Regions from separate parts of the Homo sapiens genome. Here region 1 is linked to region 2. The links are chromatin contacts, found by Hi-C or POLR2A ChIA-PET in ENCODE. All regions are on one chromosome and are shown on one strand. The core of a region is the stretch at or near the end of the contact, and the rest is flanking DNA. Distances in the headings are between cores, read along the strand shown. Region 1 overlaps NRXN2 (neurexin 2). Region 2 overlaps SLC22A11 (solute carrier family 22 member 11).

Region 1 (5,540 bases), core at 1,108-3,607, 53 kb after region 2:
GAGAAAGTATGGGCCAGGGTCTGTGGAGGAGCCCAGGTTAGGGAAAAGGGTGAAAAGGTGAGCAGAAATGATCCCAGACCCAGGGATGAGGATCTGCAAGGTGGGAGAGGTAAAACCCCATGGGGTCTCCAGCGAGGCTGCCCCCACCTCTGACACTGGAGCCAAGGGAGTCCTGGCCGTCTGCTGGAGAAAAGCCTCCTTGCATTTGGGCCTGGGAGAGGCTCTGGGCGGCATGGCATGGTCTACACGAGACTGGGAGACCCTGGAGTCATTTTGGTCCTTGCCTGGCCTCCCATTGGGATGATGAGGATCCATCGTTAAACCTTTCACAGTGGTGCAAATGTGGACGTGTAAGCATGTGCGATGCAGGCTTAGGGGAGAGGCTGTGGCTTCTGGCAGTTTCCTCTGGGGGCTCCAGAGTGTACTCTGCCCTCCCTCCTGGCCTTACTTTTAAAGCTGGGTGCTGGAATGGCTATCAGCCCCTCTCTATCCCAGGCTTCTAGACCTCCTCCACCCTTCATCCTCTACTTGGCCCTTTTCCCAAGAGGGTGGCTCAGTGGTCAGTGACCTCACAGATCCCTGACTGGGAACCAGCTGACCCGCCTGCTTCAGCGCCTCCTCACCCTCTGCCCTAATGCAGCCTAAAAGGGCTCAGACCACCAATGCACCCATTCAGCATCAGACCCAGGCCCCTGACTAGACTCCAAGACAGGGCTGGGAGGCTAGAACTTCGGTGGGCAGAGTATGGCCCAGGTGGGATCCAGTGTGCACTGCATGCCCCTACGTGGTGACCATCTGGCCCCAGATACCCCTCTGCAGGGTGCAGGGAAAGCAGAGACTCCTCCTGTTACCCAGGAATTCCTGTCCCAGAGTGTGTGAACATGGGCACCTGTGTGTAAACACATGTGGTGCCACTCAGTGCCCTTTCTTCAGGACCCTCAAAGACCGTTGTCCCCAGAGCCCCGTCCCAGAGCTTTTATGGGGCCGCTCATCACAGCCACTTCCAGCAGGCCTGGGCTAGCAGTGCTGTGTTGGCCACAGGAGCCACCAATAAACGCCTAGAGCTCAGAGCAGTAAAGCAGGGCAGGGGGTACTGTGTGTTGAAGTCACCAGATGCCCAGAGCCCCCCAAAGCAATGGAGGCATTGGAGTGTACATCCTTGAGCCAAGATCGCCCCAGGGGAAGAAGTAACAGCACTCAGCAGAGGGGCCTCCTAGAGAGGAAGGCATCTGACCCAGAAAGCACAGGCCCTGGGCTATGGAAAGGAAGGCCTTTCTGGCCCAGCAGCTGGCAGCTCCCCTGAAGGTCCCTGGGCCCAGGCCCATGGGAATGACCCCTCTCAGCTCTAGCCTACTTGGGGGACATGGAGGGCAACTGGGCTTTAGCCTCTGGGTCTGGGCGCCTGTGCCCCAGAAACCCCTCTGCCCTTGGTTTTTGAAGCTGAGCCTCTGCCCCAAGGCTCCACAGGCCATGCTATGGTCCTGCTCTATCCACACCCCTTCCAAGGTCGTGGCCCACCCTCAGCCTGAATGTCTTTTCTGGAGCTGGGAGGCCCCCAGGCCAGATTCACAGGATGTATCCAGGGCTCACTGCCCACCTCCTGACCACATAATCTCCCCCAACCCCGCAAGCACCGGCCCCAACCTCCAGCCTTCTGGTACCAACAACCCAGGTGCCACCCATTGCAAGGTAATGGGGAGAAGTCTCCAGCAGCCCAAGCGAGAAACGTGGGTGGCCCTCCACTCCCACAGACTCATCTGGCAGCCACCGAGGCCCACACTCCTCCACTGGGAAATCTGGCCACATCCAGTCCTTTCTCTGCTCCCTCTGCCAGCCTCAAGTATCCCACCCTCCCCCAGCTGCTCTTGGCCACCCCCAACCTGCTCAAATGAGCAGCCTTGGCACTCACTGCACCACTCCACATCCCACACTTCTCAAGCAGCACTCAAGGCCACCCCCGCTTTGCCAGCCTGGTCTCTCTCTGTGGCTGCACCCTTGGCTCCAGCAAGAAGTATCAAGCAGAGGCCTAGAAAGCACTCCCTGGCCCCATTGCCCCAGGCCCTGGAGAGCCTTCCCTCCCAGCCCTGCTCTCCTCCTACAGCAGCTCCCCCACTAGAATCTGGGCCAGACCTCAGGCCCTAATATTCCCCAGGAGACCACAAGTCTGGTCTAGGGGGAACCTCCCACCCAGCACACTATCGGATTCAGAGCAGTCACTGTGTTGTAACTGCCTCACCTTGGCCTGGCAGTCCTGGCAGTGTCCACTCTGGGAACACTTCAGACAGAGCACAGGACACCTCCCAACACCCAGGAGAAGAGGAGGGCCCAGGATCCAGCAGAGATCTCCTCTACTAGTGGCCTAGAGAGCACCAGGCCTCAGGGGCAGGTGGGAGTTGTGGTTCTGGACCCAAGAACTGATGGGAGTTGTAGTTCCTAAGCCATGTTCACCCTCCCCCACCCCAGGGACTCATGGGAGCTGCAGTTACTCATCCTCCTAGGGAAACGCCTCCCTCCTTCTCTCCCAGCACCTCTTGGCTCTCAACCCCAGGACCCCAGGCTAAGGACCTCACTACCTCTGAGGGGCTGGGAACCAAAAGGCATCTTGCCAGAGAGCAGCTGAGGGACTGGGAGGATGTTAGGCAAGGGGGAACTATCAGGGAAAGCTAAGGCCTGGCAGCAGGCCCTGGGGCTTGGGCCAGGTGGCAGGGACAGTCGCCCCCCTCCCAGCAGCATCGCAGAGGGACCCGGGGCAGGGGAGGGGGGAAAGGCACTCACCAGTACTGGGCTCACACTCCTCCAGGTCCTCATCATCGCTTGGACACTCAGCAGAGGCCACCAGCAGGTCATCTGTGTTCTGAGGGGCGAGAGAAGGGGTGGGGAAAGAGAGGTTCCAGGCAGGTCAGCAGATCCCACAGCTGCCACTTGAGGTGCACGGTGGCACGGGGGATGCCCCTGGGCTGAGACGGACCAGACTGGTCTGAGTCCCAGCCCTCCCATCTCTTGCTGGCTGACCTCGGGCCTCCATTTCCTGCTATGCACAGGGAACTCCCCAGCAACAGCCCTGCAGGTTTTCATGGCTTCCGAAGGTCAGTGAAACAGCACACATGGTGCTTTTTATTTCTCGGAAGTGAGGAGAGTGGACGCCAGACTTTGACCTGCAGCGCCAGGGCAAGAGGATCTAGGATGCCTCAGGGAAGGTGCCAGGGAGGCAAGGCCCTATGGGGCGGAGCCTGCAGAGGCCAGCGCAGGCAGAATAGGGCCAGGCCCTGGAGGGTTTCCTGGCTCCAGCTTCACCACCCATCACCCCTCATCTCTCTCCCAACCCCCTTTCCTGGAGCCTGAGAGAGCCGGGCTGCACACAGTAATTAGGGCTGTGGTTGCCATGACGACAAGAGAAGACTTTGTCAGCATTTTCTCTCTTACTTATTGCAAAGAAAGAGAATCCCCAAGATGAGTGAGTGTAAGGAGGAGGGGGGCGCTCAGGGGCATGAAGGAGGAGACCCAAGGAGGGAAATCAAAAGTCCAGGCAAGAAGGGAGCGCGAGAAACTGCGGGAAGGTGAGGAGAGAGCTAGGCTGAAGGACAAGGACGAGCAGGGTTGAAAGGGTCATAACCTGCCTCTTCCCAGCCCATGATCTTCAGACTCAACAGCCCTCACTCACCCAAGGGCAAGGCAGTGCCTGGAGGACCCAGCTCCCTTCTGCATTCTTGCCCCCTCGGCACCAGCCTCCATCTTGGGCTTCCCCACCACAGCAGTGACTCCTGGGACTCCCACCTCTCTCTTCCACCAGGATGATCTGCCCATCACCCTCCCACTGAGACCAGACAGCCCCTCGTCCCCTATGATTTGGAGGGTATTGGGCATGGTGGGTACCCAGCCTTGGGTAGAGCCCAGACCTTTTCCCCAAGGGCTCCCTGCTCCCTCGGGGCAAAGTCTTCAGGTCTCCTCAGCTTTCTTTGCAGAGAGGAAGTGGGTACAGGCTTGTCTCTCTGATCTGGATGGCCCCAGCTAGCCTAGTCCCAGGCTTCCTGCAGCACAGACTGGCAGGGAGGAGGGGTCTTAAAGCACATGGAGCCCACCCCTCAGAGGGAGAAGCTGAAGACAGACTGGTGACAGAGGGAGGAGCACATCCTCATGGCCACCCCCAGATCCTGCCCTCACCCTAGAAGGACAGAGGGTGCCTAACAGCCATAGGCTGCCAGACAGGGCGATGGGAAGAGAAGGGGTGGCCAAAAAAGGCCTTCATGCCAGGTGTGAGCCCTCCCTGTGCTAACGGTCAGAGCAAGCACAGGAGGCAACAACTAGAAAACAGCCCAGCCTGGGCTGCCTCAGGAAGTCACACAGGCCTGTCCTGCTCCAGCAGAGCCCCATTCCCCAGGTGCAGGCCCCTCCAGTCCTGCCCTATCGCTAGGGCTTGACCTGACCCAGGAAACACCTGAGCAGGTGGGGTGGGCTCCATGTGCTTCAAGGCCCCTCCTCCCTACCAGTCTGTGCTGCAGGAAGCCTGGGACTAGGCTAGCTGGGGCCATCCAGATCAGCAGGTGGGGTGAGCACCAGGGAACTGTCTGCACTGAGACCCCCTCAGACGCACAGACGGAGAGGACACTGAAGCTGCCTGAGTTGTGGTGCCTGCTCATAGTCACATGGAGAGGGCTTGTGAAGGCAATGGACTTGCAGCCAGGGCTTTCCCACTGCAGGGACCCCAGCAAACAAGGAGAGGCTCCTCCTAGCTTCCACCAGCCTCTGGAGAGGGGCTGCCCATGCCAGGTGACTGCATCCAGCCCTCCCATGCTGTCACCCCTGCCCACAGCAGGGCCAGCCTGGTACCATCCATCTCCCACTCTCTGCCCACACAGAACGCTAGGCATGGCCTTCACTGGGGAAGCAGAAGGAGCCATCCTACTCTCACCCCAAGTCCAGACTTCATCTCTCTTAGGTAGGGTGGTCTTCTCTCATATAACTGGGCCATCAAACTCCTCCCCAATTCTGGGAATGGTCCCTCTAGAAATAGTGGTCACCCCCACATCACAAGATCCCTGGTCATTAGGGTGAAGGCCACTTCCTGAAAGGTGACCTTGCCCATCGCCATGGCAACAAAGTCAGCGACAGCAGCCTTCAGGATCCCAACAGACCCCTTGGACCCTCACTCTAGGCACCACTACTGTGGCTATGCAGATATCAACCCCATCCCCACCTATCCCTGCCCTAATCCACCAGCCAGAGTGGGGCCTCACCTGGGTGGTGCTGTCCCTCAGTGTGGGGGAGCGGCCCCGGCGCGTGGTGGTAGTGGCCATGGTGGTGGTAGTCTCCATGATGGTGGTGGCCATGTCAGCCAGCAGGGTGGTGGCCGTGGTCTCCGCACTGAGCAGCACGGACGGCCCCTCCCCCACCAGGCGCAGGTGACCCTCAGTCCGCACATTGGGGTCGCTCTCGGCGGCCAGCGCCAGCACCTTGAGCCCATTGTAGTAGAGGCCGGACACCTGGCCCTGGAAGGGGCGGCCCTGATCCCGGCCCCCGATCTTGATGGCAGCCTGGCTGTT
Region 2 (5,535 bases), core at 599-3,098:
CAGAATGTGTTTATTTGAAGGTAGCTGCTTTCAGGAAACAGGCGCTGCCAGAGATTAGAGTGAAGATGGGGTCGGAGGATAAGGGAAGGCTTCCAGAAGGAGGCAAGCTAGAGCTGAGAGGACCAGGGCTGAGTCAAACCTGCAGAAGAGCCAGGGCCTGGAGAGAACCTTTTCTGCCCCATCCCCTCCCCTTCCCCTAGGGATCCAGCTTCCAGAGGCCGAGGCCCAGGACAGGCTCCCCGTCACTCTGGCCACTTGGACACTGTTCTCTGGCACAGGGGGTGGGGCAGGGCCATTGCCCTACCATTCACGGTGCCCCCATTCTCCCCGGAAGGTGCTGATGTCCAGCGTGAAGGAGGAGGTGGCCTCTGCAAAGGAGCCGCGGTCGGTGCTGGACCTGTTCTGCGTGCCCGTGCTCCGCTGGAGGAGCTGCGCCATGCTGGTGGTGAAGTACGCCGTCCTGGTGTCCCTCCCCAAGGCAGGGCTGGGACAGGCAGGAGGCAGAGCTGGGACAGGCAGGAGGCAGAGCGTCCAGGGGAAACAGCACCCGCAGGCCTCAAGGGGGTGCATTTCTGTCTGGGACAGGACGCAGACAGCCCCAGCAGGCAGGAGTCCTGGCAGGCAGCAGAGAGGGACTATGCACAGGTGGGATCTGGAGGCTGCCATCTGCAGGAAGCCAGAGGAAAAGGCAGCTCTAGGCTGGGGGTCCCAGGGTCCCAGGGAGGTCCCAAGACAGAGGCAGAGCCAGGGTCCCTAGAGCCAGGGGACCAGCCACGGCCGAGGAGTACCACTGTGTGTCATCGTTAGAGACTTACCACTTTCCTAGAGACCATGGCCATGCTCCTAGAGGGTGAACCTGCATTCGCTGACCCCTCCATGCAACCCCACTTCACTGATGGGGAAAGAGGATCCCAGAGGGGTAAGGAACAAGCCCAAAATAATAGAGCCTGCATTGGAACCGGGCTGAGCTAACACTTGGCTTACCGGCACTGTCACTGCCAGGGCCCGCGCGACCAGACCCTGGCCCTCCCCGGGACCCAAGGTCATCTGGGCCCAGGAAAAGGCCCTTAAAACAAATTCAGTTCCGGTGACATCCAAAAGAGCATATTAAAAAGCAAGGACCAGTCAGGCGCGGTGGCTCAAGCCTGTAATCCCTCACTTTGGGAGGCTGAGGCAGGAGGATCGCTTGAGCCCAGGAGTTCAAGACCAGCCTGGGTAACATAGTAAGACCCTCTCATCGCTACTAAAAATCAAAAAATGAGGCAGGAGGATCACTGGAGCCCAGGAGATAGAGGCTGCACTGAGCTGAGATTGTGCTACTGCACTCCAGCCTGGGCGACAGGGCAAGATTCCGTCAAAGGAAAAAAAAAAAAACCTAAGGACCTGGTTTGATTGGGACTTTTATCTTGAAATAAAACTGAAGTTTAGGAAAACGTTTCTTTTATGCTATATTTAACCACATATGGGTTATGATGGCAAATACTTGCTACATCTTAGAACAAAGATAGATCAAATGCCTTTTTTAAAAAACTTCAATTTTTTTCTGATAAATCAGAAGGAGTGCTCTCACTGCAAACACCCGGGACCAGTTTTTTTTTTTAAAAAAAAAAAAAACCTTCCAGGATTCCTCAGTTCTCCCAGGGGCCGGCTCTGCAACCTTTGTTATTCAAATCAGAGGCTTTGAAGCTGGTGACCTTGTGGGTTTTCCTGTCTTGTTAACCCAGTTGTTATCTGTCCAAGGCTCCAGTGTCGGCCGCTTTGAGCACCAGCCCAGTGACTCTCACGTCACTCACATAAACTTCATGAAACACCGCGGCTTGTGCGATTTTACTCTGATGTTGTTGGGCTGGTGTTGTCCGATGTTTATTGGGTGATGCAATCAGGTGACGCCTAAGGGGAGGGCTGGGAGGAGCATCTGGGTTAAGCAGGGAGAGCACAGATTTTAAACGTGGCCGAGAAGAATTTTACCTTGCAGCCAGTTGTGGATCCAAATCCCATCTCCAAACCATGAGAATTTAAATACCGTAAATTCAGCTACTCGTGAGCCAGTGGGGTGGGGGAGTGGGCAGAAAGCAGACCCTGAGATGGAGAAGGGAAGGCAAGGGGAGATGCAGCCACAGCCTGGGCCCAGCCCAGCCCCTGGGAGCGTGGGAGCTGGGGCCTTTCTGGGTGGTCCCTCTGCCCCATGAACCAGTCACAGGCTGCTCTCCCCAGAGAAGGGGCAGCACTCCCAGGGGCTGGGGGACAGGCTCTCCATCCTGAATGTGGTCTGGGCAATGCAGCCCAGGGTCTCCCGAGAGGCCCTGTCCTGCCATGATTCCCATCTTCCAAGAGAAAGGCACAGTGTGACTGGTTATCAGAATCAAAGCCAGAGAGGGCTAGTCCGGAAGTGAGGGGCAGCTCAGAGGCCCCCGAGGGCAGACTTGGTCCCAGCCAGAGAGGCAACGCCCCAGCGCATCGCTGCCCCTGACACAAAGCCTGTGTGTGAAGGGATGGTGGAGCCACCCTGCCTGCCCTTTCCTGGAAGAGCCTGACGCTGGGGTTGTGTCCTGAGTTTGGCAGGCTTCTGGGATCGCTGGCCGAGACAAGCCCAGGATTGTCCTCCGGGGTTGGCCATGTCCTCCCAGGCAGCTCCTGGTGGGAGGTGCTGTTGCTGTTGGGGTGCCCTCTCCCCGGCAGGGCAGGGACCTGACTTCCAGCCTTGCCCGCAGTTTCTCTCTATTGATCTCCTACTATGGGCTGGTCTTCGACCTGCAGAGCCTGGGCCGTGACATCTTCCTCCTCCAGGCCCTCTTCGGGGCCGTGGACTTCCTGGGCCGGGCCACCACTGCCCTCTTGCTCAGTTTCCTTGGCCGCCGCACCATCCAGGCGGGTTCCCAGGCCATGGCCGGCCTCGCCATTCTAGCCAACATGCTGGTGCCGCAAGGTGAGGCAGGCGGACTGGGCGGTGGGACCGGGCCCTGCTTCCCCGCCCACCCCACTGCTCTGAGCGTGGGGCCACATCCCCTCCCTGGCCCCAGGAGCTGCCTCCCTGTTTTCTTTCTGAATGAGGGAGGCTATGAGGACCTGGAATCCCTCTCTGTGTCTCCTTTTATTGCTGAGGGTGGGAGACTGGGGGAAAGGGACAGGGCGGCACGTCGTGCGGTGGCGGCAGAGCCGGGAGGAAGGCAGGAGGCTGCCTTGCGGCTGGCAGAAGGCCTGAGCGGGGACGGAGGCGGCCGGGGCCCTGCAGGCTGCAGCGAGAGCCCAAGCTCTGAGCGCGAGCAGCTGCGAGGAAACTGACAACGGCGAGCACCTCCCAGCAGTTCAGGCACCTCCACGGAGCAACGCGTTGGGGAGGCCAGGCCTGCGGCCAAAAGGGGGCCCGGACCTCCGCCTCCAGGCCAGGGCTTCTGCCATCCCCACACAGGCAGGCTGGCGGGCAGCAGGAAGGCTGCTGTGGACCGGGCCCGGCGCTCTCTCCGTCATAGCAAGAGGCATCTCGGGACCCTAGGAGCCGCGGTGGGGGGCATTCTTTCAGTGCAGCCTCCACGGCCGGCCAGGCTCAGCTACCCTAGACCTGGCTGGGTTTCTGCCTGTGCCCCTCGGGCCCCTGCCGCGATATCGCATCCTATGCTCTGTCCCCCAACCCCAGCCCTGGGCAGCCCCGCACCAAGCCAGCAGGGCCGGGGACTTGTAGGGAGCCCAGGGTCCCCTCTGCTCCAGGCTGGCTGGCCGCACACTGACTAGCCCCTGGGTACCCTCCAGGGCAAACCCCACTCTCACCCCCTTCCTGTACCCAGATTTGCAGACCCTGCGTGTGGTCTTTGCTGTGCTGGGAAAGGGATGTTTTGGGATAAGCCTAACCTGCCTCACCATCTACAAGGCTGAACTCTTTCCAACGCCAGTGCGGTAAGCTGGGCTGCAGGCCATGCCCCAGGGCCAGCAGGGCCGTCCTGAGAGGGCGGTGGGAAGGGAAAGAAGGGTCTGGCAGCCAGGGAAATGCAGCCAGGGCCGCTCAGGGTCCCCCCCAGGACAGCTCTTCCCCTTGAGAGTCTCGACCCAGACAGAAGCAGTACAGTAGAGCCCTGGGGACATCTGGGCCTGTGTTTTCACACCATTTTGAGCCACAGAGTCATCTGTCCAGATGGAATCTTATAAGAATCCTGATTAGGAGACCAAGAGCTGCCCTGGTAGCAGTGGGGACCCTCAACTCACTTCCCACCACTCCTTCCCTGCCCCAAGAGAGCCCCAAGTCACCTCCTTGGAGCCCAAGGGCATCATAAAACACAAATGGAAAACCAGTGGTCTAGAGTCTAGGCCACCCCCACATTTGATATTTGGGTAAACTGAGGCTCGGGGTGAAGGACTGGCTCAGCAGAAGGGTAGGACTGGACTCCAGCTCTCCAGACTTTTAGCCCAATGTTCTTTCCACCACTCACTCATTTCTCCATATTTTAATTTGTTGTTTGGACAAGCATTTATTGATTTTGTTGATATCGTATGGAAAGCCTGAGTTGGGAGCTCAGTGGCCTAGCAGGAGTATGGAGAAGCCCTTAAGTTGCCCAAGAGTGGGGAAAATGAGGTGGGCCCTAGAGATTTCCCCTGAAACACTAGATGCAAAAATCTGGGTGGGCTCCGTGGAGGAGGTGGCATTAGAGGAGGCCTTGAGGAGGGCAATTCCCTCAGCCCAGCTTTCCTTCCCCTGGCATCTGTGAGCCCAGGATGTCTTCCTGCCACAGGGCCAGCTGTTACAGGGATCTGGGCCCTCCCCTTCACCCACAGGATGACAGCAGATGGCATTCTGCATACAGTGGGCCGGCTGGGGGCTATGATGGGTCCCCTGATCCTGATGAGCCGCCAAGCCCTGCCCCTGCTGCCTCCTCTCCTCTATGGCGTTATCTCCATTGCTTCCAGCCTGGTTGTGCTGTTCTTCCTCCCGGAGACCCAGGGACTTCCGCTCCCTGACACTATCCAGGACCTGGAGAGCCAGTGAGTGACCTGTGATCCCTGGGCATCGGGCTGGGCTTCCTCCTGGGCCAAGATGGAGACAGGCCTGGGCTGCCCAGGGCAAAGGCTCAAGAGTACCAAGGCCTGTGTTTCTGAAACCATTTAATCTTTCCAACAATCCTGCCAGAAATGTATTATTACTATCCCCATACTATTACTAGGGTCAGAGAAAGAAAGTGACTTATCCAAAGTCTCATGGGTAGAAAGTGATCATACCTCATGCAGGAAAATGTAATGGTTGAAAGCCCAGGCTTGGCAGCCAGGTTGCCTGGGCCCACGTTCCCCACCTGCCTGGGCAAGTGACTTAACCTCTCTCACCAAAACTGACAAAGGGAGATACAGATAGTCTCAACTGTCCTAGTGCAATTTTCCCACAAAGAATTTCAGGCCCAGACAGATCAACAGGTGAGTTCTTTCAAACCCTCAGAGAACAGATGGTGCCATCTCACACCCATTCTTTGACAGGGAGAAATGAGGGAGCACTCCCTGGCTGCATTTTATAGCCAGAACCACTTCTGTGGGCTTTAGCCTCCTCCTTTGTAAGAT

Evidence for each region. Hi-C counts contacts between places; a loop is a spot of excess contacts on that map. ChIA-PET counts read pairs that join two places held with the same protein, here RNA polymerase II (POLR2A). Pooled maps may share reads with other maps.
Region 1: a loop to region 2 is called in a map of GM12878, with 2.2 times the contacts of the local background. The contact joins two enhancer-like sites. A Hi-C loop is called at or near these places in 7 of 168 maps with a recorded cell type or tissue (GM12878, GM13976, HUES64 and 4 more), 1 of 37 single-sample maps with no recorded cell type and 1 of 50 pooled maps. POLR2A ChIA-PET finds 5 or more read pairs at or near these places in 5 of 52 experiments (A673, Caco-2, PC-3 and 1 more).

What each region holds. Positions count from the first base shown.
Region 1 is chr11:64,617,519-64,623,058 of GRCh38, forward strand. NRXN2 (neurexin 2) reads right to left here. Exons shown (of 23, transcript NM_015080.4): 21 at 5,235-5,540; 22 at 2,776-2,854. Among named protein-coding and RNA genes, the nearest start is that of NRXN2-AS1, 24 kb to the right of the region's middle. RefSeq lists enhancers at 2,308-2,924, 2,925-3,540. Within about 2 kb of position 2,358, at least 13 of the 41 ENCODE cell types and tissues checked have a DNase peak (open chromatin) inside an H3K27ac peak, as active enhancers do.
Region 2 is chr11:64,564,888-64,570,422 of GRCh38, forward strand. It overlaps SLC22A11 (solute carrier family 22 member 11), which reads left to right. Exons shown (of 10, transcript NM_018484.4): 6 at 335-450; 7 at 2,712-2,926; 8 at 3,783-3,891; 9 at 4,765-4,971. Among named protein-coding and RNA genes, the nearest start is that of SLC22A11, 12 kb to the left of the region's middle. RefSeq lists an enhancer at 1-896. Within about 2 kb of position 1,849, at least 15 of the 41 ENCODE cell types and tissues checked have a DNase peak (open chromatin) inside an H3K27ac peak, as active enhancers do.